2 separate regions of the Homo sapiens genome follow, and region 1 is linked to region 2. Evidence: chromatin loops called from intact Hi-C (ENCODE). Cell type or tissue: mammary epithelial cell. All regions are shown on one strand.

Region 1 (8,000 bases), 290 kb after region 2:
AAGACTGGAAGCTTCGACTGCACACAGGTCCAAGTTGGCATAGAATCACCTTGACAGGCTCTCAGATCAGCAAGAACTCTCAACTGTGAAAGGGTCCGTTTGCTAAATTTAACTTTTCCTTGGTAAAATAAATGAGATGCTCCTAAGGAGAAGAAATAGTCTCAGGATCAAGGAGAAGAGGCATCAGGCTCAGTCACCTCATCAGGTATGTAAGATATCAAGGTAGGTTAACAACAGCCTGTGCAAGAGAAATGCAAAGTGTATACAAATTAGGATAGTCCTGAAAATTTGGGAAGATAAATGATTGACTTTGCTTTGTTTTCCCTCCAGGACCATATCATTTCCATTTTCTTTGGAGGCAGCTGAGTCTAACAGTCAGAGTAAGGAAGACAGATAATTATGTTGTGTCTCGGTGTTTGCAATTCTGGGTCTGAAGGCTATTTTCAATGTTAGGTTTTATGATTAGAAGGGACTCCAACTTTCTTTTGCTTAAATTGAATATCTTCCTAAAACAGAGCCCAAAGAAATACATGTAATGAAAAAGTTGCAGTGCTGACAAGCTGTGACACTACCAGGCTGAGTCATGCACACAGCTTGAACTTTGAAGTCAAGAACGTTTTTGTCTTTATTTAGGTTCACGATTTGCACAGAGGGCTATATCTTTTCCCACGTCACACAAAACATGTTGGCAAAACCTTGATGAGATGCTGTAGCATAAGTGTGGTTATTTTAGGAATCGCCTTGGCTCACTGTAGGGTGAACCAAGCTGTCAAGTGGTATAAGAAAGTTACTTAACTAAAGAGTGTCTTAGTAAATTAAATATTGATGAAAAAGAGCCCTTAATCTCCTTCTGCCTCTGGACGGGCATTTGCTTAATTTCAGCTTTATTTACTTAAATTCTCAGTCCCCCTATTTTTATTAGATAGCAGAAACAGAGAAGTTTATTATCTTGCCAGAGACAGACTTCTGTGCCACATGATGTAAATTGTTCCCTTTTTTCTGGACAAACATAGTTTATTACATACTCATAGCTTTAATATATGTAATCAGTCTACATTGATGGAACTTTTCCAAAGTTTCATTCCTGTATCAACACAACATAAAATACCGTTTTGCTAAGTTGAAATGCTGTGCCATTCTACAGTGAAAGTCTTATGTGTTTTACTAGCTGGGATTTTCCCCTTGTTCATTTTACTTTTAGGAATGCAATAGTCAGAGAACGTTAGGAAACTACTGTTCTAAACTGTTCATTTTACATTTGAGGAAACAACTCCCAACATGTAGAGAAATTTATCCTAACTCATGCAGCTAGTCAGTAAAGGACTTCATATCAGAAATTAATGTTCGTGGCTCCTGGTGCTTTTCTTCTGATAAACAGGCTCCCTAGAAGTTTTCAAAGCTTTTTTAGTTCCCTCTTTATTCCCCATATCAAAAACTGGAGGCTTTCCCTATTTATCATCCACTGACCATATATGAAACACCCTGCTAAAAAGTGACAGTGTTAAGGAATGGTAAATACCTAATATTGCTATCTCCAGGCCTATTGCCTTTCAGGAGGTGACTTAGACACTGATGCTACAGTTTTACATTGTCACATTTTTAATTTGAGAGTCCTATTCAAAAGAAGAAAAATAGAGAAAAATTTGAATATGAATGTTCAATATTGTGATTTTTAAACTTTATTCATCTTAATGTATTTTTCTTTTTAAAAATATATGTTTTTTAATTTAATTCATTTTAAACTTGAAAAAAATCTCTAAAATATGCTGAAAAGACAATAGAAAATATATTCCACAAGATTTTTTTTTCCATTCTGTGAAAATATAGCACTCCAAAAGGACTGAGATTTCCCTGGATATTGTAAAATAGTCTCATAATTGTACCCATTATCTCTAGTTTTTGTTCTCCTAAGGAGAAGAAAGGCCCAAATCGATTTCTCCCTGCACTATTATATTCTAACTTTCTTAGTCTCAACATCCCAAAATCTTTACACAGTCAAATCCTCTTTATTTCAAATGTTGGAACATCCAGAAGATTTGGAAGCACAGATGAGGCAGCGGATCTAGGGAGCTCCCTCTCCACCTTACACATTTCAATCACCCCAAATTTTCAAAGGACTCTTGAATTTTGCCAAGGATGGGCCTAGGTAGAACTTAATCCTTTGACCACATAGAATATGCCTTTTTCTCGTTTTCTTCCAAGCGCTCCAGTCTTCATAATAGATCCTCAACTCACCAGAAAAACATTCTGATCCTCAGTCTTACCCTGATTTTAGGCATTTTCTTCAGTGGTGATCAGGAAATTTCAGACAGCTTGACATCAGGCTTGCTGTTAATTTTGCAACATTGTTACTGGATCACCTCAACATACAAGGTAAGGTGTCACTTTCAGGCCCTCAAACAGTAGAACCAGTAGTAAGCAACAGTAGACCTAGTAGTAAGCAACTATACTTAAGGAGAAAGCACCAACATATGTAAGAGAAACGATTAGGTTTACCAGAAGTATTATTTGAAGCCAGCGCTGTCCAATCAGTAGATGATGGAAATGTTCTCATCTGTGCTGTTCAATATGATAAACATGGCTATTAAGCACTTAAAATGCAGCCAATGCAACTAAAAACTGAATTCTAAATTTTATTTAATTTTAATTCATTAATCTTTAAAATTTAGATAGTCATATGTGGCCAGTTATACCATACTGAATATTATAGTTTCAGACAATACGTTTTTACACTAGCAATATGATTTTTTTAAAACTTTAAAAAACTTTTGTTAATTAAGGCACTCTTTTGTGTTCCAGAAATAATAATAAAGGCAAAATTCAATATAAGATCTCAAGGTAAATTTGCAAATATTTTATGATTTTATAATTGCTATTTTTTTCTGAACTTCTTTTTTTTTGTCTAAAAATACAGTCTATTCTCACTTGATTTTTTTCTTCCCCTTTATTTCCCGTGCAGAATGCTACTTTCTACAATAGTAAAGGAATTGAGAACTTTTAATTTGGGCATTTAAAGCAGCATCTGTTAGAATAAAAGTACAGTACATAATAACCAGGGCCACATAAATTATGTACTACATAAGCCAAATTAAACTGGAAAATTGTCTAGGAGTAAAGGGTCAGCTCTAATAAGCTGAACATAATCTCCTGTATTCTATCCCTAAAGAAAATTAAATTTTAATTATCCTGAGAGCTCACTGTTCAGGAATGTCACTCTAAGTAATCATGTAAATGACAGTTAAACTCCGGAATAGAGTTAAAAGTTAAATATTATCTGCAATTGCCCTTTAAGCCCAGAGTTTGCTAGTTGCTTCAGGCAAACTATTAAGAATATCAGATATTGACAAGTTAAACCAAGATGCAAGACGAGTCCTCATGTCTGCAAAATGAGTCACTGCTGAATGCCTTATTGAGTCACATTCTTGCAGAACATTACACTAAAAAGTATTTTAGACACTTTAGAATTTACATTGTCTCCACTTGTATAAGTTTCAGACAATACCCTTCATACTGGGAAATTTATGTCAAAGGCTTAAGCTACTTCTTTAAAACTAAGCTTGTAGAGCCAGTGAGAAAGAGATTGAGAGAGACAGAGAGAAAGAGCTCCTGCTGGCAAAGTGATGAGATGATTATCTCTGGGCCTGAACTTCCAGATGTGGAGTTCCCAAGCTTTCCTAACACGGATATTGGTGGGAGGCAGAGGTGGAGGTGGGGCAGGGGGCAGGGTCAATCTCTTCTCTATACACTATTAACATATAAGAAAAATTTGGATTTTTCAGGTTGAGGGTGGGTGGAGGTGAATTTTTAAAAAGTTCTAGAATTTGTTATTACCATTTTTCACCAAATCTTTTAACTAACTTGAATAATGCTTTTCTGGCACTGTGGTTTTATGTATTTAAGAGAAGGAGAGCAGGTATGACATGTATATTGTCACTGAGCTTTATAAGAAGCATTATTGAAAAAAATAGTAATTGATTGATCAGAATAAAAACAATAAGTCTTTATGTCAAGAATACATAAAAAGAGAGACTGGGAAGACAACAAGGCCAATAAAGTTATTTTATAAATGGGGAAAATTATATTACTTTAAAATGATATATTGATCTAAATGCAAAGTTTCATAAAGTTATAAATTAAAATTAAGGAATTACTAAAAATGAGATATAACATGTAAAGATGTAATTAGTAAAATAACATTGCTTTGACTTGGAATTAGTGACTATGTTTCGAAGTTGGATGCAAATAAAGAAAAATATCTTTAAAATATAATAAATATAAAGGACTCTACATATGTACCACATTACTATTAGCAGATGATTTGAGATTTGAGACATTAAACTTGGAAGAAGAAAACCTTTGCAGAGTGAGACAAACCAAGTTCTCTACTGGTAGCCCTGTGATCCACTCTCAGCAGCAGGAAGGTGGTTGTGCTCAGCATGGGTCCTTGCATTAGCTGTGATTTCAGACTGCTTCTCACCAAAAACTTTGAGGAAAAAGGAACCAAATGACAAAATAAGAAATTGGATTGTCTTAAATAATTAGAACATCTTAAGAAAAGGGCAAAATGACTATATGAATGAAATAGCATCACATGATCTTCAAATACATCATTTGGCTACGACTCTCACTCTACAGCAAAACTTATGTCTATCTGATGGAAAATACTTTTTTCAGAGTTTAAATTATGGTTATTTGAAATAAATCATTTCATATTCTAAATAGTCCATTTTTTCTAGGTATTGAATTACTTTTCTTTTCCATTGAATTTATAGGAGTCATTTAACTCTCTATATTAAGAACTCTATATTTGGCCAAAAGTTGACCAAAATATTTATAGAAATGATTTTATCATATATATTTAAGAGATGTGAAAAAATATTTTCTAAATTTCTGAGCTTTAAATTGAGAAAAGCCACTACAGAGAAGATATTCTCTGTGTAATTTTATGAATTAGTTGATAAGTTGGAATATAACTATAGTCTTTCTATATGTAGCTATAAAAATATTACTATAGTATAACTAGATTAATGTCTAGTTTGGGTTGGGAAGTGAGATAGAAATGGGACCATAGTATTTACATTTTGATTTAAGAGAACTAGACTTACCTTTCAAAAATGTAGTGATTAGAATCCTAAACTCTGTGTGGGGTTCAATACAGATTGCATTAGATTTGAACCCTTGCTCTTCCTGGTACATAGCCCTCTCTATGCCAGAAATATCTCATTTTAATTTGGTGATAATAATGACATTCATTTCATAGAACTGTTAAGAGCGTGAAATGAGTTGAATTATTGCTCTTTATTTCCAAAGCCCTTAGCTCAATTTCTTGCCCACAGTATCTGCTATGTAACTGTTATTTTCTTAATCTACCACTTTTCTGTTCTTTTCTCTTTTCCTTTCTTTCTTTTGTTTTGTTTTTGTTTTCTTTTCTTTTTGTTTTGTTTTGTTTTCTCTGTTTTTGTTTTTAACCAGATATTTACCTAACTAAATTATCTGGCTAGGAAAGCAAACTTGAACTTCACCTTTAAAACATGCAGCTCCCCAACTGTACCCCAATTTCATGCCTAGAACAAAAGCCTAAATTGATTAACTAAATTCAAAATTAGGCACACTACCTAGTTGCACGCTTGACAACCCTTCAGATCTGAGCATGCTAAAGTAGCACAATCCATATTGTTCTCTTTAATATATTTAGCTGTTTTTTTCTTCTCTTCAATACTGCTGACATTTGCATCACGTCAAAGTGAGGGTCACTACTGATCAGCAGCCTAAGTGTAAATAATGCTGTAAATAATAATGCAAATGACACTTCCTGAGAATAATCTACTTCTTTATCCAGGTCCCAAATTTTTCCTTTTTTTGGTTTTAATGGCTTTCTGAAATAGGTAATATCAATTGGATGAGAAACTAATTGAACTGAAATATTACCTCTGAAGTAAGAATGTGACATTACATAATGCTTTTGCCAAGCATCACTGAGGAGAATTTATAAGGGAAATTTACTTCTTAACATTGATTTCTGGCAATTAGGCCATATTTTTACTTTAATTGTGTTTTTTTTCAAAGGCATAGTAGAGGAAATACCATATTTGCCAATGTAGCTTTCTTGTTTTGGATAATTACTAGCAATTAAAAATAACTAAGCTAAGATCTAAACTCACTTTGCTGACAAAGCATGCACACAGTGGAGACAGGGTTCCAAATATTGAGTTCCCATCCTTCTTTCTGAGATGCACTATTTTCAAAGAAAGATTTTTTTTAAAGTAATGCTTGGATGTCCAAATCATTTGAGTGTCTTTTTCCAGACCTGAAGAAGCAGCATTTTTTAGTACACGCATGGGAAAACTTTGCCATTAAGGTCAAATGAAGGCCTCATCCTAAATTCATCCCATTCTCAGAAAGTTTATTGTCCATCCTAATTCCCTCATTAAAAGTAAAAAATCTAACAACACTCACCTGTGAAAGACAGTCCTCAGTTTTACAATCCTGCTGTAGTCATTATGCTTATAATTTCTTATATCTTTCTCAGAAGATTTCAGAAGACAAGCTTTCTGATATTTCTCTTCATCAACTTGGTTTTCTTCTGTATCCCTGAAAAGAGTGAATAATAATTTAAAAAACAGTGTATTAACTGCTGACAGCAAAACTTATTGAAAAATCACAATGAAAGAAGTAGATGGGAGATCTTTATAATTGATAATATGAAAAACCCAAAAGGTAATAATTCAGAAATAGCTGGATTTAGAGCCCCCAAAACCATGTCTAGCACTCACTTTTTAATCTCTCTGATGTATTTTTTCTGTGATACTTAGCTAGACAAGCTTAATAATCTTTTGCACTAGATTCTCCTTTTAGGCTTGAAATATTATTTTTCCCCTTGATCTTGGCAGCTGTGTCTCTTTCTAGGAGTTGTGCCCACCTGAGAAGATCCACCTTCCCAAGGACAAATTCTTTCCTTGGGGGCAGCCAGCATCTGAGAAAATCCCTGCCTCCCTACCCTTCCAGGGGTGATTTCTGTGGAGCCACCAAGTTCCAGAGCTCCACAGGATCAACTGAGGGCTTTGGGACTCATCCAAACCCTATCCTCCCTCTGCCTGATTCTCATTCTTTTTCCCCCTTTTAATTGCTGATTTTGAGAGCTTCCCAGTAAACTTTCTAAACACAAATTTCTGCTCAAAGTCTGTTTTCCAGGTAATGCAACCTGGGACATAGTTCCAGATTTTTATCATCCTACCTTCACTCAACCTCAGCAGAAATAGAGCTTTTCTTTTGTTCAAATAAAACCTAGTAATCCCCATTAGACTTGTTATGTTAATTCAGTCACAGGGTCTTAAAATTTAAGAGGAGGTACTGAGATATGTCTATACATATCTATAATACATTTAAATGTGGAAATGGTTATTTTGAGAGATTCTGAAGTTAGAATTGATACCTCTTATCATTTCTAACACTCTGCTCAGGCATCTCATCAACATACAAAGCTTCCTTCCTCATATGTCAACCAAAGATTTCTAACGTGGACATTCAGTCCAAAACTCTCTTCTAACTCTAAATATTTGATTAATTTTTATCTCTGTTTAAAACTCTATAAATAGTTCATCGGGTAAAAGCTAAACCATCACCCATGACATAAACATATGCACCCACACAAATATGCACACTTGTGCACTAATACACATTCACCCAATATGCATACACAGACCTTCAGAGCACTAACTCATCCTCAGACTTCAACATCACATACTCATAGGATCTTCCCCTGACCCACACAAAACTAGGTTAGATATTACTATTGTGGCAGCATGACAGCATCAGCAATTTTTTTCAGAGAACTTGTTTATAATTCAGAGTAATCGCTTCATGGTGACATGCTGGGATAAAAGCACATGAAGTTTGAGACTCTCTTTTGCTCATTATTATATCCTTTACACTAGTCATAGGCTTAAGACATGCAGTAGTGCTTGAATAAATAATGAATGATTAAAAGAAGGTAAGAATTA
Region 2 (8,000 bases):
TCTCTGAACCTGGTGCCCTTACCTCTATCCTTCCCACTCCCATAGCAGCTAAATTTATTGTTCTTCTCTGTTGACATCCCTCTTTTTCACATCTATCCAGAATGGTGCTCAGGTTATAAAAACTCTTTACTTAATGTTTGATGTATCTTAATCTGGAGAGTCTACTATTTCAATATCCTATATTGTTTATGTTAATTCCCAGGCTTGGTTTTGCTTTGTGCTCATTTTGACACTCGTGTAAGTTTCCTTCAAACATGAATGCCTCTTTCTACAGGGAAGATTTTGATGACTTTCGTGATACTTTTGGTATAGTAATGGGACCACAAGTTCAATTAAGATAAAGAAGTAAATGGTAAGTGAGGATATAGAAATAGTACATATTCTGTGCTTTCAAGAAGGTAAGCTTAGAAGAGATGAGAAGCCCGGAAAAGAGGTAAGTGAGATCCAATGAGAGTATTATAAAATAGAAGAGGCTGACATGTTTCCTTCTGCTGTGCTTAGCTGATTAGTGATGCAATTAATTGACAAGAAATATGGTGGTTCAAATTTGGGAGGTAGAGAAAAGGGGGGAAAATATCAATTTTTTATTTACAACCTGGTGAGATCTAAGTGCAATCAATAAAGCCAGTAGTTTAATAGAAAATAAGAAACCCAGAAGGGCATAAACTGCAAGTTAGGAAATTATTGGTAAATGAAAGTAGTTTAATCCATGAGAGTAAATGTAATTGCCCAGAAAGACTATGAACAATGAGGGAAAAAGAGAACCCAGTGTACAATTCAGATTATTATTATTATTTTGAGACATTCTCACCCAGTCACCTAGGACTGAGCGCAGTGGCATAATCTTGGCTCACTGCAGCCTCTACCTCCTGGGCTCAAGTGTTCCCTCTACCTCAGCCTCCCCAGTAGCTGGGACTACAGGAGTGTGCCAGCATGCCCAGCTAACTTTCATGTTTTTTTGTAGAGGTGGGGTTTTGCTATTTTGTCCAAGCTGGTCTCAAACTCTTGAGCTCAAGCAATCCACTCCCCTCGGCCTCCCAAAGTGCTGGGATTCCAGGCATGAGCCATCGCAACCAACCTCGATTTAGATTAAACAGAGTATCCAAAAGGCAGAAGGAAACTGAATAATTATCTCAATTAACTGAATAGGAGTAAATATTGTAAAACAAGGTAAAGAGAATGAGTCAGAGAGGACAGTAGAGATGAAAATTTCCAGAAGGGGACAGTCAACCGAAACAGATGTAAAGTTTGGTCAAAACTAAAAACAGTCTTTCCAGTGAGTGGAAAGATGACAAGATTGGGAATTCTCTCCCAGAAAATTATGTTTACAGCTGCAAAATTTTTTAGAACCTATCATTTTACAGTTAGAGAAAGAGTCAAACATTAGTGACATCATTATGTTCACAGGGTCAAAGGAAACAATAGAGAAAGTATAAAAAAAATTATTAAAAAAATAGAAAAAATACTTATGGGAAACCCTACAGGAAATCTTTGGTGCCTAAGTATTTGAAGGTGATTAGAAGAATGGAATAATCTCAGAATCTAAGAAAGCTTCTTGAAGGACAGTGATTTTTCAGGACAATTACTAAATTTTGGCTTTGAAAATAGTCACAGCAGATGGCACAAATTAATTTACTGTATTTTAACTGATATCCACTGAATTAATATGTTGTAAACATGCAAGTTTATGCAATCAATATAAAAATTAGCATGCCCGAATTAATTGAAAAATGCTGATTATAAATTAGAAAGATTTAATCCAATTGTTATAAAGCTGTCCAAAAAAGCAAAAAAAGACTTATAAATGTGATTTGCTGGTTAGGATAAACCAATGCTATTTAAAACATACTCTTACATTCAATTTTATAATTACTTCTGAAACATTTTTCCATTTTTAAAACAAATTTTACTACTATCACTACTTCCTACTCTTCTGTTTCTCTTGCCAAAAGACAGTCAAAACAAGCCAAGAGTTCATCTTAACATCTAAGGAAAACATCCCAAGGCTCTGAGCAAACTCTGAGCAAGAGCATATGGGGCTTGAGATGGTGGAGGAGTGAAGGGAATGTTTTGGATGAGACAGGACTTATATAGTAGTCCTTTTAAAACCCATTTTTGAGAAATAATTATGAATATACATACATATGTATATTCATCATACACATACATATGGAATATTGTACCCATCAACAAGAAAGACCATACACTATCCAATAGTATTTTCTTAGAGCAGGGCATGTTAAAATGCAGAATTTTATTTAGGAAATCTTGAGCGGGACCTGAGATTCTGCATTTCCAACAAGCTCCGAGGTGATGATGTCTGCTGCAAGTGATGACACTTTGCAGCAAAGTTCTAAAATACATTGGTTGATTTGGAAAATTAGTGTAAATATGTATAATATATTCAAATAGAGACATTACAATATTAAAAAGTCAGATATGGTAAAAAAAAAAAAAAGTGGGAATACATGGCTCAGTCTATTCAAACTCATCTCCCAGTAAACTTCAAAACTAACCTACTGCTCCAGTCAACTATTTAGATAACACTACATTACTCTAAATCTCTTTCTTCTTTAAGGATGTCATAACAGATGCTATCTTTATGGCTTTATGTAGTCAAGACTACACCATCTTTTCTGTAGACTCTTATTTCACCTTTATCTAAATCACTCTTAGAAGCATTTCATCATTTACTGATCTGCATTGTCAGTTAACTGTTTCAAGTGTATGGATTTCCTTCCCAATATTTTAAGTTCTTTAACAACAAAATAAATGACCTAACATAATCCAGAAAAGTGAAAACATTATTCAGCACAAGAATGTAAAATAACCTATTTCATTTTGTTTCAGATATGTTAAATGGGTGATAATATAGTGGGATGATAATTTCTTGAGATATATATTAAAAGACCAAATTTCAACTATCCAAGAAGATATATACAGCTTAACAAACATGAGAATACCATTGTTAAACCCATGATTTAATACAAAATGAATTTGTGTTTGCAAATATTAAGAAATTTATCTAAAGATGAAAAACTAATGTCCTTTTATTTATCAATTAATTTTAAATATCAAATGACATTTTCATTCCTTAATGTATTGTTATGTGGTTCAGTAAAACAAGCAATGGCAATATGGCCTATTGATTGAAGGGAATTTTTAAAAGGATGTCATAACAGATGCTATGTTTATGGCTCAGATCAAAGTAAGAGGACATCCAAAATAGTTTTCTACATAAAGCAAAAGGTGATAAAGGATTATTACATGCTCTGTGGAAGAATTTTGAGAACACGTGACTTCAATTTTGTTTCTGAACTATCTCACAAGCTTGAACATAAAATAGAATGACTCAATACAGAAAAATTAACAGATTATGTACTTGTCTAACCATAGTCATCAATTCAGTTGGGAACTGGAAAAATAATCCTTATTAAGTCATCGAGGCCTTATATTCAACAGCGTCAAACATTTGTGATTTTTCACGGATGCTCTGGTTTCCGCAAGTGTCCAAATAACCTCACCTGCTTTTCCAATTTGTCTCCTAGACTATGCTGTGGGTCAGTGATCCCTATTATGTCACATCAATACAGTGGTTAAATAATGATAAATAATTTAAAGTGTGGCAGGTAGTCCACATCTTAATGTCAATCATCTTTATCCATGCAATATTTCCCAAGTTAAATGGAAGCTATTTCCGTTTCTAACTCTGGGTTTTTACTATCCAAATATGGTTTATTTACACACAAAATTACAGGTTTTACAAAGATGATTGAAACTCAGAATTAACTCAGTTTGAAAAATAAATCAAAGTAAGGGAGATTGCACCTAAAATACTTAAAAATAATTACAAATACAGTGATACAGTTTTCTAGAAAAATGAGTATGCCCTCATTCAATTTTTAATCATGGCAATGAAGGGATTCAAAATTTTCGTTTTATATTCTTATTTAAGATGCATTTATTTTGCAATTCCTATGATTTAATTAAGCATCTCAAATATTCAGTAATTTTTTTTGAAACATATGTACAAGTAAAGCCTCAACTGAAAACTTGGATGTTTTTCAATTCACCTTAGAGTAAAAAAGGTGGAATACATTTACAAGTCCACATGCAGGAAGTCTGTCTGTTGGGTGGTATCATCACATCTAAACAAATGAAGGAATAGAGTCACATACCAGTCCTCACTTCCCTCGATTTCATGAAAGATTTTTTTATTGTCAAGTCGCCGGCATAGGGCACTGCTATAAGCCGTGCTCTCCACTAGAGGGCTCTAAAGAGGCAGCAGCCTCTGCGGCTGAAGATTAGGGTATTTAGATCTGTTTATTGAGGCGGTTCATTGACATAGAGGCCTTCACAGGAATAAGCACAATTTTATTTTTAGGTTCAGTTTAATTAATTTCCTGATTAGTAGTAATTAAGAAGGGTATGAATGCATGTGTACATCTGTGAGTTTTAACTAATTACATCACCTCGTATTTACCTTATCTGGACTGTATGATTAGTTCATTATAGCCCTGAGGAATCAAGAAAAGGTGTCACATTGTCACATTTGATTTCCTGTTCAGATAAATCTACCCATTTCCACACTAAAGAGTGTTTAGATAAGTGGCACATTTTCTTTATTTTTAAATCTTTCTTCTTTATATGCAGTGTTTCCTCATTTAATTTCCCCATGAAAATGTTCATGAGAATGGCAGGAGTGTAAGATTTAACGTATATTCCAGATATTTCCTAAAAAAAAAAAAAAAAGTGTCTCTGTAAAATTTGCAGTAAAAGGTAAGGAAATATGATAAAATTGACATTTAAAAAACAGGATCACTACAATGAATAGTTGTCTTAAGAAGTCCCTTTAGTGTCTGGGGCAGAGGGAAGACAGGGGCTCGCCTTCACAAAGGTATTGTGGAAAGCAACAACTATAGAAAAAACTGAATTATTTTTAGCACTTTTATTTAAAGGTATAAGCTTCAAGGAAGATCAAGAGAAAAATGGATAGACCAAATGTCCTAAACCTTTTTGGGCAGCAGCATACCTGACATTCCTGTGGAATGTGTCTTGCTCCCTTCAGTAAAAGTGATGTACCCTAGTGTGATTTTCAGAAGAGACATGATGCACTGTTTGAATAGTGCATAAAAAATCTTTGTAATATGAGAACACTTGGACACAGGAAGGGGAACATCACACACCGGGGCCTGTTGTAGGGTGGGGGAGGGGGGAGGGATAGCATTAGGAGATATACCTAATGTAAATGACGAGTTAATGGGTGCAGCACACCAACATGTCACATGTATATATATGTAACAAACCTGCACGTTGTGCACATGTACCCTAGAACTTTAATAATAATAATAAATATATATATATATATATATATATAAAATCTTTGTAAGGATGATCTTCTTTGGAGAAGAACATGCCTAATGTAGAAAAAATAAATCTATATTCTGTATCTACTATAAAAACTTGCAGTCATCTATTTTTAATGTTCATCAGAAGCATAACTTCTACAGTATCTAACAATGTTATTGTTTAACAATATTGTAAGTCAGCATTATATGTCATGGGTTGCTGGTTATCCTTCATTTATGGAGTAATATGCCAAACATAAGAAAAACAATGTTGTATTATGATGAGAGCAGTGAAGTGCAGAATACTATTTTGTTAGAAATATAAGGATAACTCATGAATGCTAAGTAGCCTTACAGACCACCTGTGACCAAATTCTGATCCTGCCAAAGAATGTCTTCATCCAAACACTCTGGAATTAAGTGCCAGGGGAGCAGTGATTGTGGTCTGCTTTGCTCACTGTTGTATTCCCAGCATCTAGAACTGTGTCTGGCACATAGTAGGTCTATAATCAATATTGGGTGAATGAGTGAAAATGTAATTATTATTTATGATAATAAAGTTTTATTTTTTATAGTTATGTTTTGTCTTCTTTTGGTTTAATTTTACACCAGATTTCAACACCCTACCTATTCACTTACTTCTTTAATTTTCCCTTTCAAACAGTTTAACATAGCCCAGAAAATTTAGCAAAATAAGTTAATCACATAGTAATGTGTTAATAATAATTATTCAATTATATTTCAATAAATTAATACATTTCTTGCATTTTGATGAAAGATTAAAGCAGAAATCATATACTCTCCTTTAAAACATAGACAACTGGTTGACCAAACAATGTTAAGGGACTGTTTACATAAACTATTGACCCTAGAGAGAAATAGTCAAAAATTATCCTCAGGGTAATCAATAAATAAATGACAAAATATTTCTGTTTGTTGTTTTAATTTATTTAACAAACTTTATGTTAACTTATTTATCATTCATAATAAATTGATTTTATATAAAGAAATTTAAAGAGTGAAGAAAGCGAAACAAAATTACAATTGAACAAAATAATGTAAATTATTTTCAATGTGTAAGATTATTACATCTCTTTAGTTTTAGTTTTTGAAATTTAAAATCCTTAAAAAGCAATATTTTATTTTGTGGATTTTTTTTCCCAGAACAAGAAGGAGGACATTCTTATACTACTAAGCTTCCAGCAAATCAAATCACACAGACAGAGAGCCTAGGCCACATGCTTGCATAAATAATAAAGGAGTTAATGGTTTTATATGAACATTTTAAATGGCTCCAGAAATAATCATTATATGCAGACAAATTTCAATTTTTTGACTTCCTTCACAAAAGCTATTTAATGGGGAAGGAGTGAATAAAGGGACTACAGAGGTTTTTGAGGGCAGAGAAAATACTGCATGATATTATAATGATAGCTGTGTATCACTATAAATGTGTCCAAACCCATAGAATATACCCTATTGTAAACTATGGACTTTGGGTGAAGTGATGTGTGGATGTAGGTTCATCAGTTGTAACAAGTGTACCACTCTGTTGGGAGGTGCTGATAATGCAGGAGGCTATGCGTGTGTGAGGGCAGGAGGTATATGGGAAATCTCTGTATTTTCCTCTTAATTTTGTTGTACACCTCAAACTGCTCTGAAAAATAAAGTCTTTACTAAATAAACTGCTTAATCTCCACAAGTTTTCATTTCTATTTTTAATTAATTGTGCCACATGTAAGTGGTATTCATTTTAGGAGCATAAATATTCAACAGAGTAGCAATAGTTTTTTAAATAAAGAAAATAACTCAGTGTGCAGGGAAACACATATAATATCTGATTTATAGAGAGAGTCTTGTGTGTAGCTGTGAGACTTAAAGTCCTTATGTGTCCTCAGGACAAGCACATAACAGGGAAAGATAGTGCCACACAGCTCTCTTTATGTGGCTCTACCCATTCATGGGTCAGCTCGTATCTATTATATAGTCTTTTATGAGTTTAATTTGTTCTGCTCATCAATTTAAAATTATCTGAATACCCTTTTACAGCCAATTGCATTTCATCAGTCTTAAAGATTATAGGAAATAATTTAGAAAAAAAGTAATGCATTATTTGTGAGGTAAAAAAGCAAACTAGCCCCTTCATCAACAATTTTATATTCAGTTATTCAGTAACTTATGAATCAACAGGGCTTTGGTTGAAGGAAATATTTGTAGTAGGGCTAAAAACAGAACTTAGCCTGTTTAACAGACAGCTTCTGAACATTAGAGAGGTTTCCCAACTTGGAAAAATGAGTCTTTATTTCCTTGTATGCCTCTATGCTTTAGGGAGCATTGCAGTCCAAAACAAAAAACAGTAAATGATGTTTCAGTAAGACCTACAACTCTGGAGGAGTTCTTCAAAGAAATTTTAGGACTTGGAAATCTGGAAACATCTTTCACCAAGTTCTACTGCAATAAAATAAATAGAAAAAATTAAAATGGGAAAAGAAAAAGGCTGAAGTAAATTATGGTTGTAGAAGATTAATAATATCCCCCAAATTATCCTAACATTGAAAATAAATTCTAATGGCTATTTTTGCTCAATCACGAAGTCTCTAGAAAGCAATAAACTCTTGGATAAGTAGGGTAAATATAATCTTATGTGACAGA

Evidence for each region. Hi-C counts contacts between places; a loop is a spot of excess contacts. Peaks named below come from ENCODE experiments on the same cell type or tissue, not always from the same donor. Only the 100,000 strongest peaks of a DNase experiment are listed, where the experiment ranks them.
Region 1: a loop joins it to region 2, with 9 times the contacts of the local background. A loop is called at or near these places in 2 of 110 quality-filtered maps.

The regions. Positions count from the first base shown.
Region 1 is chr3:88,803,312-88,811,311 of GRCh38, reverse strand. No RefSeq gene overlaps it. Among named protein-coding and RNA genes, the nearest start is that of EPHA3, 300 kb to the left of the region's middle. RefSeq lists an enhancer at 3,340-3,841. In mammary epithelial cell, no CTCF peak of the experiment used is centred here; DNase peaks (open chromatin) are centred at 1,191 and 3,401; H3K27ac peaks cover 2,208 bases.
Region 2 is chr3:89,095,440-89,103,439 of GRCh38, reverse strand. No RefSeq gene overlaps it. Among named protein-coding and RNA genes, the nearest start is that of EPHA3, 8.2 kb to the left of the region's middle. In mammary epithelial cell, a CTCF peak has its summit at 4,260 (motif pointing right); no DNase peak of the experiment used is centred here; H3K27me3 peaks cover 120 bases.